Linked DNA regions of Homo sapiens: region 1 is linked to region 2. The links are chromatin loops, found by intact Hi-C in ENCODE. Cell type or tissue: CD4-positive, alpha-beta T cell. All regions are shown on one strand.

Region 1 (8,000 bases), 90 kb before region 2:
AGCCTACCCCATCCCCACTAAACAAACATACCTCCTTTAAAATTATCCATGTTTCAGTCTCATTCCTTTTCAGCCCCCTGTAGCTGACTAAGCTCAAAATTCTGTTTCTTACCCAGGACTTAATAGATACCCTGGTGGCCTGAGTGGCCAGAATCTCAACTCCGCCCTGGCGTGCTGCAGCCTGAGAAGGGAGATCTTTAGGAAGCAGAAGTAGGGGCCGGGTGCGATGGCTCACGCCTGTAATCCCAGCACTTTGGGAGGCTGAGGCGGGCGGATCACCTAAGGTCAGGAGTTCGAGACCAGCCTGACCAACATGGTGAAACCACGTCTCTACTAAAAATACAAGAATTAGCCAGGTGCGGTGGTGCACGCCTGTAACCCCAGCTACTTGGGAGGCTGAAGCAGGAGACTCGCTTAAATCCAGGAGGCAGAGTTTGCAGGGAGCCAAGATTGCATCACTGCACTCCAGCCTGGATGACATGAGCAAAACTCTGTCTCAAAAAAAAAAAAAAAACAAAAAAAAAAGCAGCAGCAGCAGAAGCAGATTCTAAGTAGCCATTTCAACTCAGGAATTTTCTGAACCCAAACATCATGCTTATAATAATGCTGCCTGTAAACTCGGCAGCTTTTGAAGCTTATGCTGGGAGAAAGGCAACAGGCTACCCATCCAGCAAGAGAGAAAAATTCAAGAATAACAAATAGCAAAAAGCAAATGCTTTGAGTTCAGTCTGGAGGGTATGACATTATCTCCATTCAGTCACAACACAAAATGACCTTTGAGGCAGCCTGCACCACATCAGAAGGGGGTACAACCCAGGATGCATGAACTAGGTCCTTTGACAACTCTGTTCCTCTGCAAAGGCAGTTCTTGATTATCTCTCAAATGATTAACCATTTGGTCCAGTTACCCAGTTTCTAGGGGCCTTCAACCAGAGTTGGCCACAGATAAAGCTGGTTAAAAAAAAAATGGTCTAATGTACTTCCCACCTTTCTAAATAACATGCTAGCATTTAAGCAAGGCCTTGCTTCCTCAAGCAAAGGGAGTGACTAATACGTCTCCTAGCAGGCTGGTGGAATCGGTACTTTTGAACACATGGGCTGTGTGGCTGCACGTCATCCCTACTCCATTGCCTGATGCAAAACTACTCCAGGACTGGGACAGGCAGAAGGTGCTGGGCTCTTGCACAAGGGGTATCTTGGTGAATGCCTGAAAATTATACCTGAATTCCAAAACAAAAGTATTTGGGGGACTGAGCACAGTGGCTCATACCTGTAATCCCAGTACTTTGGGAGCTAAGGTGAGAGGACGGCTTGAGGCCAGGAGTTTGAGACCAGCTTGTGCAACAAAGCATGACTCTATCTCTACAAAAAAATTAAAAAATTAGCCAGGCATGGTGCCACAAGGCTGTAGTCCCAGCTACTTGGGAAGCTGAGATGGGAGGATTGCCTGAGCCCTGGAGGTTGAAGCAGCAGTGAGCCATGACTGCACCACTGCACTCCAGTCTGGAGTGAGACCATGTCAAAAAAAAAAAAAAAAAAAAAGTACTGGGGAGATTATGTATTATTTTTATGTTATTCATATCAATCAACAGTTAATCAAAACAAGAATCATTCTTATACCCTCTTTTAGTTTATCTCTTCCAACAGAAACTGATTCTCAGTGTATCCCTAAGGGGATTAGGTACTCTCAAAAAATAACCATCTTATAATAGGAAACATAAAAGACCAGAAAGAAAGATCCATTTAAAATACATAATAATTAGTAAACTAGCAAACTGAGAAAATATCTCCTTTAAAAGAAAAAATGATACTTCTTATAAGGCTGAGACATAAGGAAGGGGAAAAAAAGGAAGAAAGGATAAATAAATGAATGAAAAATTGAGAGGCAGGGTAAACTAAGAACTTAACTTACAGTCAAATGTTAGGGCCCCAAACTAATAGGCGAATAGGAAGGTGAACAAAACCTCTTTCTGCCTGCTGGATTCTTAAGAGTCTAAAATGCATGATTAAAATGGCTTTATTTCAACAGAACACATTTTGTCATCTGATCTCTATCCGTGACATGGATAAGAATAAGTAACTTATGGCTGTGCTCTTAAGCGTAAGCCGTAACAAATCCCTGAATATTGTGCCTCATTCACTTTGGGATGGCAAATCACTAATTGTTTGTGTAGCAGGGAAAAAACATCTGCCTACAGCCTATATTTTAAAATTTAAAATTTTATTTTTTTACCTTTTTTTTACATTTTTATTTTAAAATAAACAGTGTTTCCAAAAAACATTGACTACAAGGGGGAAATGAGGCAATAAGGTTGGAAGAAGGGAAGGACTCAAGAAGAAATGCTGAACCTGCAAACACAATGATCAGGGAGCATGCAGAGAGGCCCTTGCTGTGACACTGTCCTCTCACTGCTACTCCTATGAAGCCCAGTGACTATGCTGGGACACTGGAGCTAAAGGGTCAAAGAGAAGCATTTCATTCCTAAAAGGTGATGTCAATTTGTACTTAGCCCCAGCAATGTGAATCCCCCTCTTCACAGTCCAATTCTAAGATTCCATTCTTAAGAAATTACCAAAGATAGAGCCAAAGAGATATATACAAGAAACTTTATCACATCATCATTGATAATAAAAGTATCTGAAACAACCAAAATTTTCAACAGTGTGGGGATGGATAAGGTAGAACCACTAGAAATCTATTTTCAAAGATTTAAAAACATAGGAAGTTACTCGTGATACCATGTTAATCAGTGAGAGGGTAAAGTTAGGATACCAACCTGTATCTATGTATGACCTTCAATTTTGTGTAAATATACACCTTATATGCACTTTTTAATACTGAAAGGAAATTCATAAACATATCAGCAAAGTTTAGCTCTGTTTTAGATGGAGAGAAGATGGCTAATTTTTATTCTTTGTTTAGATTCTTCTGTAATGAGCATTGTTACTTTTATATCAGAAAAATAGACATTTGCCATAAAATAAGTCTACCCTCAAATCTCTGATTTAAGACGACAATTGTCAGTCTTAGGAAAAGCCTGCTAAAGTTCAAAGCAGACTCAAAGAAAAAAGATTCAAATCTACACAGTGACTCTCTCCTGAAAAGGATGAGAAATCTTGTGTGACGCAGTCTGGCTTTTTCCTCTACTTTGCTGCTGGCTCTATTTTACTGCGCCTCACAGAAAGCTCCATGGGAAAACCCTTTCCCTAGCACCTTAAATGACCTTAAGTGTTTCTCACCTCTTGGCATGAGGATTAGAAGGAAAGAAAATGAAACAGCCCTACTCCCTTGTTTCAAAGGAAAAATTTTTCTTGCAAAGCTATCAAAATGACTTAAAATCAGCTATGCAAAATTTGAAACATAAGTCATGAGTTACGTTCAGTAACCAGTTGCTTTTTTCTCAAGAATGAATATAAAAACAAATCTATGAGTGCCCTCTTGTGGCAAGCCTGACTATTACCACAACCCAAGTACCAGCCTCTCCCTGTCTATTTCCACGGCTCTCCTCCACTCCTGGGCTCCGCATAACACAGCCAGGAGGCAGAGACCCCATAATAACCCACTACAGTGAATGCACATTCCTCAAAGTGGCTGGTACTATTTGTTTTCAAGGATTTCTAGTTTAGATCCCAGAAATGCCTGCCTGAAGACAAGTGGGAATGAAGGGTCAGAAGAGCAAGATGCAGGATGTGCACGTGGGTTCATGGGCTGCTACTGATGGCCGATGGTGACTGTGTCTGGTATATCCATGCACACATACCATGGCACTGCCAGGAGGCAGGGACCTGTAGGATAAATAGCCCCTCCCCTAGGAATGCCAGTTTTATAAAGTCGCGAAGTTTTACATTTACATCCAGTGAGCCTTGTGCTTACAAGTAGTTTTATTATTAATTTTAGAGTAAACATCACCAACTTGGGCACAATTCCAAAATAGAGCTCTTGTTGGATTCTGGTCATAAAATTCTTTTTTAAGCTTGTTAAGATCTTATAAAATAAGAAAGTTTTCCCAATACTTTAGAAAAATTACTAATCATTAATAAGTCGATTTTATACTCAAAGTAATGGCCTAACATTTTGAAAGATGAAACAACGCTCCTCTTTTGAACATCTAATGTATTAAGTAAGCTCAGTGTCCCAGGCTTCAGAGGAGACAGAGAAGTCCTCATATTGCAACCTGACCAGATGACTCTGGGAGTGAATTAAATGCTTAAAAGAGGTCAGTCTTGCAAATTCGATGAAGCACAGAATACAGGGGAACTGATACTGATTCTGATAAAAGATAACATTACTCTCAGAAAGGGGTGAAGCTAAAAATCTTGCAGTTCTGGGGCAGGAGGAGTGCAACAAGCAGGCAACAAACAGCATGAAAGGAAAAGCTGAGTGAATTTCAAAGTTCTATTGGGAGATGGAGTTTGTGGTTCTTTCTGCCCCACCCAGGTCAAAGGCTCATGTCCAGAAAAGGATTTCTCCCAGTGATAGGGTGGAAGTGTGTGGCAGGAAGTTGCTGTTTGGTCCTGGAAGTGTAAAGGAAAGCCTTTTCAAGTACGTGAAGTAGACTGAAGTGACCCAGATGGGATGGATCCCAACCACATGAGTTACGGGAGAGCATGAAGCCAAAGAAATGATAATTATGAAGTTGAATTGGGAAAATAAATTTGACTCCTTGTTCACTTCTCCAGCCTTTGGAAGAACTTTTTCTCCCCTCCTAACAGGACCGATATACTGGACAGCCCCTGTTAGAGATAAACCGAGGCACTAGACAAGGAAGAAATGCATTAAAAACATTTTTTTTAAGTCTTGACAAGTCACTTCTGGGAGAATTCTTCATTTTTCCTCTGCACAGGGACAGCAGAAGAGGGAGAGTAAAAATAAAGGCGAAGGCCTCTCTTGTCCACAAAAATGAGAGGAAAAAAGACCCTGCCCGTTTAAAATCCAAAACCATAAACTCTCCTTCAAACAATATCTTTGCTCCAGCAGAAGCATCCTGGGATTAGTCTAGGTTAGTATTCTGAGTTGTGTCACACAGGCTTTGACAATTAATGATGTACTAAAATGGGAAGAGGTGACTCTTCAACCTTGGCTCCAGCTTCCCACTTGTCCTAACTGGGAGGAAAGCAGCTATCAAGACAGCTGGATGGGAAGATCTTCCCCGAATTTCCGGAGCAGCTTCTGATGGTTGTGGTCCACTGACCACTGCTGGGGCAGGTGCTTGGGCTGCATGGAGTCCAGGAAGTGCTGACGCCAGCGGCTCTCCAGCTGCATGAGGGAGCGCAGGCCACCCTGGCTGTGACACTGCACCACCTTCAGCCCGTGAGGAACATAGTTTTCATTGGAGATTCTGCCAAAACATGAAAAACAAAGTGTCTGAGGGAAACAAGCGCAGGATGGCCTCACAGACAGCTTCAAATGCTGCGCGCCAAGGGTAACTGGGGAGGTTGAAGGACTCCTAAAGGGTTAGTTACTTTGGTGTTTTCGAAACATCCTCTTTCTTATCTCTGCCCTTTTTATAGTCTGAACATACGACTCGCAATCCCAACAGAAGGTATTTGAGGGTTCTGAGCTCTACTGACAGGAAGGCCACTTCATAATGTTCAGCTCCCACGAGAGGGGCACTACCATCCAGCTGATAATGGATGAAGAATGCTGGTCTTCCATTTCTTCCAGGATTACCCAGTGACCAGTTCACCCCTCTTTTAAGTTGTTCATTCTGGGACACAGTATTTATATGAGGCTGTTAAATCGGCCCGCATGTTACACTTTTTCACAACACAATTTAATAACTGAATGTCAAATGCAAGGTAGCATATTTCTTTAGAGCCTTTTTTCTCACAAAAAGATGCCAAGCCACAGTGGTGAGAAGTGTTTCGGTCACAGTGAAATGCTTCCATGGTTGCTCAGTTGTGCAAATGGTGCCATTAAATGAGAAGATGAATGCCTCCCTCCTTCCTAACTAAGCAGAGTCCTTAAAAAACTGCTCCGATGCTGTGTGAATGGTGCTTTCACCTCCTGTGAATAAAGATGACCTTCCTCAAGGAAGCACCCTGCCCACACACACTCTCCTCTCCCTACATCCATACCCCATGTTCAATCCTCCCTCCCAAGACACCCGCCACCCCAGCAGTGTTGGCGTCTCTGGGTATCTGCAGACACTTTATTATTAATATTTAGCTCATGCGCTTCCCACTAACTTGCCTGTCTCCAAACAACTGTTCTTCTCAGTCACAAGTCCAGCATTCATCTACCCAATTCAGCAAGATGAATTTGTTAGAAAAGTCTGTGGCCGAAAGGGGAGGTTTAGCTGCTTTAGAAAACATATTGGCAGCTGGGCGTGGTGGCTCATGCCTGTAATCCCAGCACTTTGGGAGGCCAAAGCAGGAGGATCACTTGAGGTCAGGAGTTCGAGACCAGCCTGACCAACGAGGTGAAACCCTGCCTCTACTAAAAATACAAAAATTAGCCGTGTGTGGTGGCACACACTTGTAATCCCAGCTACTTACAAAACAACATCTATTCTACAACCTCACAAAATAGTTATGGGGATAAAATTCTATAATTCTTTTAAAACCCTGAAAGATTTTTTAAATTTAAGATATAGTAGCAGTTAACCAGTAAGAAATCTAAATCCTACTTTGTCGGGTTGTCATGAGAAACAATTAAGGCAATTTATGTGAAGTTTATTAGCTGGTTTGCTGCAAGATATAGTATATCTATAAATAACTGTTCAATAAATATTTGCAGTATCTGTAATGGATCAGTAGTAATGGATAAGAGTAAAAAAATTTTTGTTTTCTAAAAAAATTAAATATTTGCTTATAATTGGAGTTACTTTTTTATTTTTCAGTTAACAAAAACCAGCATCACGCTCAAGGTTTTGTGAACTTATCAGTTCCCTTATTTCAACTCCTGGTCCTGTTGGAAAAAGTGACAGTTGGGAGGCAGAACTGCGCATGGTAGCCCAGAGCTCTTACCATCTGAGCCACGTGCCCATTCATTTCTCATTTCAGAATACTGCATTGTGTCACAAGAATTCAACTATGTACTCATGGAGAAGGAGGGAGAAAGCAAGGAAGGAAAAAAGAGAAAAGTAATTTACATAGTAACAGCAATTCTGCTCAACATTCCATTCAGTGAGCCGATACCCTGGAGTGCAGGTGAGATAGGAACCATGAATTCATTAGTCACAGTTCTCACAGACCTGTATAAAGTCGGAGACACAAAACCACACATAGAATTGGCCCTCCATCTTTGTGGGTTCTGCATCTGTGGATTCAAACCTCAGATCAAAATGATTTGGGGCCAGGCACAGTGGTTCATGCCTGTAATCCCAGTTCTTCCAAGGCAGGTGGATTGCTTGAGGTCAGGAATCTGAGACCAGCCTGGGCAGCCTGGTGAAACCCCATCTCTACAAAAAATACAAAGATTAGCTGGGTGTGGTGGTGCATGCTTGTAGTCCCAGCTACTTGGGAGGCTGAGGTGAGAGGATCACTTGAGCCTGGGAGGTGGAAGTTACAGTGAGCCAAGATAGTGCCACTGCACTCCAGCCTGGGTGACAGAGCCATATACTATCTCAAAAAAACAAAACAAAAAAACCACAAAACTATTTGGAAAAAAAAAAAAAAAAACTATCTGTACTATCTGTACCAAACATGTACAAACTTTTTTCTCATTACTTCATAAACAATAAAATATAAAAGCTACTTACATAGCATTTGCATTGTATTAGGTATTATAAGTAATTTACAGGTTATTTAAAGTATACAGGAGGATGTGTGCAGGATATATGCAAATACTATGCCATTGTATATCAGGCACTTAAGCATTGGTGGATTTTAGTATCCAAGGGAGGTCCTGGAACCAATCCCCCATGGATACTGAGGGGTGAATGTACTGTATCTCATGGGGAACTTCAGAACTTCGAGGGTGTTATTGGACTATTATTTCATCTCATGTGCTGGCATGAGGATTTACGTCTGCATAGAATGTGTAAGATGCAGCTCCA
Region 2 (8,000 bases):
AAAGATTCCTTACTCTATCTTCAGCAATATTGGAGTCAAACAAAATAGAAGTCAAAGAGTAAATACATTTCTGGGAATTCTACATTTGACCAGTATTCAACCTATGGTGAAGCAATTAAGAGTTCTTGGGTTAAGCAATTTCCATATCTTTGTTTTTCCAGAATGAATTTCCAAATCAGTGTTTCAAGGCTTCCTAAGTATGAATGTTAATACACATAAGTTTCTGGGTTTAGGAAAGAAAAATATGAGTTTTTCACTCTTCTCCCTCTTCCTCCATACATTCTCTGCAGTGGTTCAATTTACTCAGAAGTAATTTCATTTGCTATTTTAAAGCTAAGTACACTGGCCTTTTCACTATAAATGCCTATATGAAAAACACAAAGCTCATGTGGTCATCAAAGCTGATTAAATGTTTGTGGTATTGCAATTTTGTTACAGGTGTGGTAAAAAAAGTTTGTGGTAGGTAGTTATGTACCATATTATTAGTTTGCAATAAATGACACAAGGGACTATGTTAAATTCCTAGTAAAAGCAAATTGATATTATGGAGTTTCATCTTTTGAAGTTGGTTATAAGTAGGTGGCCAGATTGAGCAAATAAAAAATTCAGGATGCCCAATTCGAGTTTCAAATAAACAATATTAGTATATCTCAAATATTTCATGGGGTATACTTAAACATTCATTGTTTATCTGAAATTCATACCAAATTGGGTATCCTCCATTTTATCCGACAACTCTTAATTATAGGAATAGGAAGATATTTCATTCAGGCTTATAAAAATCTGGCCAGACTAGCAGTAGGATATAAACAGACTAGGTGGTCCTACCTTTCTGTCACTGTTGGTCACCCAACAGTTAAGGAAGTTTCCAGCAAAGTCCTAGATTTGGGCTGGCATGTGACCAGATGCTGGTCTATTTTTATGCTGAGGTAAATGGGACAATTTTCCCAGGAATTCAGTAAAAACTGTAAAGGGGGTATGTGCTTAAGAGGGCAGAGGAGGATGCGTATTATACACTGCCACAGTAAAGGCCACTTCGAACAAATCTCCCCCACCCCAGGCAAATAGGTATAAATGATGGCCTATTAACTGGAAGAAGTTAGAGGGGGTTTTGAATGTGTGGACTGAGTATGCCAAGCAAAGGAACAGTGAGCAGGGAAACTGGCCTTGGAACAAGTGGATTCCACTGGAATGAAACAGGTCAAACTCAACATATCCAAACCGGAAAGCACGACCTTTCCCTTCAAACTCCTCCCCACTCCCTAAGTACATTCATGAATTCAGCAAGTATTAAAGCGGCCACTAGTGCCAGCAAGTACTGGCTCCAGGCATACACCCTTGAGCAGAACAGACGTAGTCCCTGCTCTCAGAGAACTTACAGCAGAGTGGGGAGACTCATATCATCACAAAAATAAATGATTAATTACACATTTTGACATTGCAATGACAGAAGGATGTTTGGTGCTATACATCTTTAATAAAGCTGGTATACTGCTACTAATTTTTAGGTGGTGATTATAATGAATAAACACAAAGGATTATTAGAAGGCATCCTGAGGATAAAACCTTTTAAGTACCACATAGTTTCCTATTTAGGGGAACAATATTCCATTAAAATTCACATTTTTGGAATTTGATTTCTTTCTTTTAAAAATTTATTTATTTTTTGCCCTTTTCCCCAAGTTCTGATGGAATTTGGTTTCTGTTTAGTAATGTTTGCTAGAATATGTACTTTTATATGAAACATTTGCATATTTGTTATTAGTACGATTAATCGTATTGTCACTGAACAAAAAGTAGAAGTAAATAATTTTGTTTGACGGGTAAACCTCTTCCATGTTCAGCCGATCTTTTTTTTTAAAAAAAATTATTATTATTTTCCCCAGATCAGAGATGTACAGCCCATCTTTCAATGATGATTCTACTCAACTGCTCCTGTGCCATCTCTGGTCCAGAGGATGTAATTCCTGCTAACTTGAAAGGGCAAAACTGACAAGTGCCTATTTCAGTAGCTTATTACCACTTAATGACAGAGGATAGCTTCCAGGAAAAGTACTATAATACATCGAAAAGGGGACTTTTAACTGTATCTGGTAGAATTCCAAAGCATTTAACACCCACTAGGGTCAACGCGGTGACTCCCATCCTACTGAAGTGCAGCCACTTCTGGCCTGGAGCGCAGCTGCTGGTTAACAGCTGTCCAACCTCAGTGCTCCCCACTCGAGACCTTTAAGAGGAGCTCACCGAACCCAATTAAATAACATATATCGTTAGTTTCAAATCACGCTTCTTGTGTCGTGCAAATTTATCTGGAACGGAGAGAAGTACCTCGTGCTTCTCGGGACTTCATCAACTCGGTTTTGGCAATTTTCTTCCTACTTCTTTATCCCTTTCTCTTTCCCCCCATGTACCACTCTAATCTGCCAGACGGAACAATTTAGCCTTTTTCAACTAAAGGACCGGAGGAAGGAAGAGTTAGAGAACTGGACTTGGGGATGAGCGGTGGTGTTAAACATTTACCGGGAGAGGGGAAGGGGCGGGTGCGCGAACAAAACCCCCAGGCAACGTTCCTCCAAGTGTGCGGCCCTACCTCCCGGTTCCCCCGCCTCGGGCAGGGCCGGACTGCCCAAGGCAGAGGCCAGCAGAGGAAGGAGGGCCGGAGCCCCCGCCCGCACCTTCCCCCACTCCAGCCGCATTTTCCCCGAACTCGTACGGGCGCTGGCCTCCGGGCAGCAGCCGGCCCGCGGGTCCCCGCGGGAGGAAGGCGAGCCAAAGCCCGGCGGCCACTCGGATTGTTACGCGCATTCAACTCCGCGGAGTGCGGGGCGCTGGGGTGCAGAGGGGTCTCCGCCCGGCGCCACCCAGGTCCCCAGGCGGGAAGCGGCTCAACTGGGAAAGCAGCCGGCGCCCGTGGTCTCCGGGCCGGCCGCCCGCGTTCTTCCGGCCAGCCCCCCGCGGAGGGGAGGGGCGCCGACGCCGCGTTCTCGGGGCCCCGCAGCCGGCGGAAGGGCCGCGCATCGCGGAAGCGCGGCGGCAGCTGAGGATCAGCTGCTGGAGGAGGCGGAGAGGCAGAGGGAGGAGCCTCGGGGGGAAGGAGAGGGAGGGGACCGTCAGGAAGCCGCGAACGCCGCCGAGTGTCTGCACACCTCGCTCTGCCTGCCATGGCTGGTTAAAGAACCATCCGGATCGCAGCGCGGGGGGAGGGCCGGGTGGGGGGAGCAGCGGCCGCGCGTGAGGCCGAGGGAGGGGCGGCGGCGCGAGCGGCGGCGGCGGCGGTTCCAGCATGAAGAGGAGAGCTGGCCTGGGGGGCAGCATGAGGTCAGTGGTGGGCTTCTTGTCCCAGCGGGGCTTGCATGGGGACCCCCTGCTCACTCAGGACTTTCAGAGGAGACGCCTGCGGGGCTGCAGAAACCTCTACAAGAAGGACCTCCTCGGCCACTTCGGCTGTGTCAATGCCATTGAATTCTCCAACAATGGAGGCCAGTGGCTGGTCTCAGGTAAATCAACCCCCTTCCCCTCCCCGCGCCTCCCCGCACCCTCCCAGCCTCCCCCTCTCGCTCTCCCCCGTCACCCTCCTCCTGCCCTCTGTCCCCACCCCCTCCCTTTCTCTACCCCCTTCTGCGGTGGGAAGGTTTGGTGTCAAATTAAAACCATTGCAGGGGGAGGGGAAGGAGAGGATGTCTTCTATAAAAAAGACCTAAAATGGTTGACAGCTCCTTAATTCGCTTTATCCCAAGTGCAAAGTGATCTCTCCTGATGCCTGCCCTGAAAGTGTAGGTCGGGGAGGGGGGCGAGGTTACCGCTCTACAAAGTTTGACGGCAAACTCTTCCTCCGCGTACTTTAAAAGGTGCTGGGGGCATTTTGGGGATGTGGAGGGTGAGGAGGCCGAGGAGCGCCGGAGGCAAGGGGGAGCTGAAGCCCCCGTCGCCGGCGTTAAGGAAAAGGGGTCTTGGGGCTGGGAAGCGGGCGGTGACAGACCCGGACGCCGAGGGGCCGGGGGCTGCGACCCGGGGGCTGGCGGGGTCTGCAGAGGGGAAGTGACTGGGGCGGTAGGGTCGCTGTGGGCCGCCCCCCTCGGCGCTCTTAGAGGCCCAGCACCATCGCCTTTCGTTCGGTTGTGGCCTCTTCTGCGTCTTGTTTTTAATACAGTTTCGAGAGTGGCGAGGGCTGTGGAGGCTAAAGGGCACCAGCCTGAACTTGAATGCGCAACTTGCGAGGCAGGCGGTAGGGTGGGGGACCCCCGGGAGACTTGTTGGCGGGAGCCCGGCGCCCCGCACCCCGTTTCCCGCGGCCGCTGTTGCAAGTGGTCTCTGCTTCTCCTCCCTCTCGCCCAGACGGGCCTGGTTGCCCCCGGGCTCTCCCTCTGGTTTGGGGAAAGTGGCGAAATCGAGGCCGGGGCTCCGGCCGGGCGGTGTAGGCCTCGCTCTCCCGGGGCTCCTAGCGACAGGCAGCTGAATCGATAGCCTATTGCTCCCGGGGAGGCCCGGGCCCCGCGGGCCGCGGCGACAGCTGCCCCTGGGGAGGTGCGCCTGCTGCCGGTGGGGGCGCTCGCCGCCGTCGTCCCCTCCTCCCTGGGGTCGCGGGCCCAGGGCAGGGGCGGGTGGGAATGGGCCTACGTGAGGGCTAGGGGGCGGCTCCCCGAAACCTGGCTCAGGGGAGGGGGGGTGAAGACGGCTGATTGGGCGTTCCTGCTTGGCTGCTGCCCTCTTCTGTCCCTTTTCCTATATTGGGAGGGATGAAGGGGGAACCCAGCGCTGGACGTGGCGCTTAGCTTCACCCAGGTCGGTCCCTGAATGTCTTTCTAATTTGTGTCCGTGAGCAGCTCGCCAGAAACTTCTGGGATCTTGGCAAAGCATCCGTCTTCGCGAGTAACCTTCGGAAGTGACATGGGGCGTACAGTCCAATTTGGGGGTAGCAAAGAGAAAGGTCTTCTGTGATCATTTTATGATAAACCTTCTGGGGTCTGTCCAGAACTGACTTGACTTTTGTACCCCAGATCGTTTTCTCTTTGACTAGGTAGATTTTGGCCCTAGATCATCCTCTGAAGAAACCTGATCTTTCAGACAAAAGCCTCCTTCCCCCACAGCACCGTATAAAATTTTATCAAATAAATTTGAAGAGCAAAAATGGGGGAAGACCTCTTCTTTATAGACCTAGCTCCCAGTTTCCCTGCTGTTGTTTTTTATGTATTCATAAAACTCCCGATGTATTACAACAGAGAAGTTCCCAGACACAAGTAAACTTTACCTACCGAGTGAGGGAGTTTGGGGGTACTCTTTTAGAGACAACTGAACTAATCATGTTAACGGAATTGTAAGTAGTCACACGTTGCCCAGCTTGACACACCTTTATTTACGTATTTATTTGAGACAGGGTATCACTCTGTTGCCCAGGCTGGAGTGCAGTGGGCTATCACTCACTGCTCACTGCAGCCTTGATCTCCCAGGCTCAAGCTAACCTCCCACCTCAGCCTCCCAAGTAGCTGGGACTACAGGCAGGTGCTATCATGCCCAGGTAATTTAAACTTTTTTTTTTTTTGTAGAGGTGGAGTCTCCCTATGTTGCCCAGGCTAGTCTTGAACTCTTGGCCTTAAGTAATCCTCCTGCCTCACCCCGTAAAGTGCTGAGATTGCAAGCATAAGCCACCATGCCTAGCTCACACTTTAAAAAAAATAACAAATTTATTGAGATAATTTCCATGCCACATAATTTATCTATTTGAAGTTACATTTTTAAAAGCACGAAATGTTCTTTACCAGTTATTACTACTTTTATCCTTGGGCAGGACGCTCCCCTGTATCTTAAATGAACTCTATTTTCTCTAGTCTTGGCCAGGTCATTTCCTTTATCTTAATTTTAGCCTGTGAAAGAGGAGGGTCATTTCCACAGAGGAGGCTCTGGCAGACCTTTCGATTCTGGGTATTTATTTCCTTACTCTTCTAGGCTTGTGTTGCCCATCTCCATCAGTACTTCCTGGGTTCCAGCCTTCTTTGCCCCTTGCTCCTTTTCCTTCCCCCCATACTCCCTCTAGCTCAGTTCTTCCTGTTTCCTTTTTATCTACTCCTGTTCCTGTTCTTAGTCCTATCAGCAGGCTATTCCATCGCTCCTCCATTTTGGCTAAGATACACCTAGCTTTTCCTATTTGTTCCTTGAACATAGAGTTTTGGTTTAAAGCCTTTTTAGCTATTTACCTTCCATTATGAGTACACAGCTGTGTTAACAGAAAGTTCCTCCTGTTTGCTTCAGATAAGGAAGCCCCCTTTGGGAGTCCTAATTAACCTTAACTTGTTAAAGCTAATTGAATTTTTTTCTGGGAAGTCCTTCAATAATTTTCCCACGTTTAAAACTAGTGTCATGTTTATATTTTTTTCTTATCTATCTTTGTCTCTCATTAGCAGTCAACACCTGAGTGGGGGAGCACAGTATTCTGAGGCTAATGCTATGTATCCCCAATGTTGTAATGTAGTGGGATGCCAGACTCTGGGATGGTAATGAGATTACTTTTATGCATTTTGTTGTTCTTGTGTCTTGTCTGGTTTGGAAAGCCCTTAGAGAGCTGTGATTAAAATGATAGATTGTTCATAGTTTGTTCATTGTTTTCATTTCATAATTGTTTGGGCAGGCTCACATTTCTGGTAACTGACACATACTACTTGATAGAATTAACTTATACCCAGGGCAGAAATAATATTTGCATGATTCCTGTGGCTGGGTAAAGTACTATTAGTTAATAATACATCACTTTTCTGTTCCAACAGCTATCCCCTTTTCCAGGGCACAGTGAGGCCAGCAGATATTGAGTAAACCGGAGAAAATCAGGAAGGAGAAAAGGTGCTGTGCTTGGAAGTGAAATTATGACAGCAACAAGTGGAGAAATGGTTATTTGACACGTTAAGATACTTTAACCGAAAAAGTACTTGATTTTTCTTGTTTATGACCAGAAAGGGGCATCGCTGTGATACTGGGTTAGGCAGTGTGGTATAGCAGATATGTGGTTAACATCATTGCTGTGTCATTTGTTTAATCTGTGACTTTAGTCAAGTTACTAAGCCTCTCTGAATGTGTTTTCTGAGGTATACAGTTGGAATATTGGCACCTACCTGAGGGGCTTGTTGTGAGAACTATGTTAGTTAAAGTATAGGTTGGGTGCTGAACAGAGCGCCAGGCCTCTCAGAGAAAATACTGAGTTTGTTTTCTTTCTCTTTTGTATTCATAACACATGGTGTCATTAATAACAGACATTTGTTATTACAGTATTGTTAATAGACCAGTGCAGATTAGCCAGACAGGATAGTTTTGTGACTTTTTGATGTGGAATGTGGAGGCACAATGTGGTGTGGAAAGTGCTTGGGATTTGATGTCATGTGATTTGAGTTGGAGGCTCTACCAGTCACAAAGTGTTTGATTTTAGGTAAGTACCTTCACTACTCATCTGTAAAATGAGGATAACAGATTGCCCTCACTGGTAGATGAATGGGGGTAGTGAATGGTCAATGAAATGTTATATGTGAAGGTGCTTTATGAACTTGATTTTGAGTGAACATTACTTTTTTTTTGGGCGGTGGGGGCAATGGAGTCTTGCTCTGTCGCCCAGGCTGGAGTGCAGTGGCGGGATCTCGGCTCACTGCAACCTCCGCCTCCTGGGTTCAAGCAAGTCTCCTGCCTCAGCCTCCTGAGTAGCTGGGATTACATGTGCGTGCCTCCACACCTGGCTAATTTTTGTATTTTTAGTAGAAACGGGGTTTCACCATGTTGGCCAGGCTGGTCTCAAACTCCTGACCTCATGATTTGCCCACCTCAGCCTCCCAAAGTCCTGGGATTACAGGTGTGAGCCACCCCACCCAGCCCGTTAACATTACTTTTTATAAAGACTAGCTTATACTTGATGATTGTAGTCTCTTCTTAGAATATTTATGTGTGTTAGTCCTTTGAGGGATGGGGAACAACATTGTATTTGAAGTGCCACTTACAAGAGATCCTAACAACATCAATGAGGTTAC

What was found. Hi-C counts contacts between places; a loop is a spot of excess contacts. Peaks named below come from ENCODE experiments on the same cell type or tissue, not always from the same donor. Only the 100,000 strongest peaks of a DNase experiment are listed, where the experiment ranks them.
Region 1: it touches region 2 in a loop (2.4-fold over the local background); 11 of 110 quality-filtered maps call a loop at or near these places.

Annotation. Positions count from the first base shown.
Region 1 is chr14:69,238,223-69,246,222 of GRCh38, reverse strand. EXD2 (exonuclease 3'-5' domain containing 2) reads right to left here. Exons shown (of 10, transcript NM_001193360.2): 10 at 2,205-5,339. The coding sequence ends at 5,123. The region is part of intron 2 of GALNT16-AS1 (GALNT16 and EXD2 antisense RNA 1); the gene reads left to right. Among named protein-coding and RNA genes, the nearest start is that of GALNT16, 18 kb to the left of the region's middle. RefSeq lists an enhancer at 6,877-7,501. In CD4-positive, alpha-beta T cell, CTCF peaks have their summits at 3,255 and 3,454 (motif pointing left); a DNase peak (open chromatin) is centred at 3,452.
Region 2 is chr14:69,148,262-69,156,261 of GRCh38, reverse strand. It overlaps DCAF5 (DDB1 and CUL4 associated factor 5), which reads left to right and starts at 3,143. Exons shown (of 9, transcript NM_003861.3): 1 at 3,143-3,497. The coding sequence starts at 3,284. RefSeq lists silencers at 2,699-3,338, 4,159-4,208, 4,369-4,828. In CD4-positive, alpha-beta T cell, a CTCF peak has its summit at 4,656; DNase peaks (open chromatin) are centred at 1,331, 3,101, 3,591, 4,531 and 1 weaker place; H3K4me3 peaks cover 3,432 bases; H3K27ac peaks cover 2,662 bases.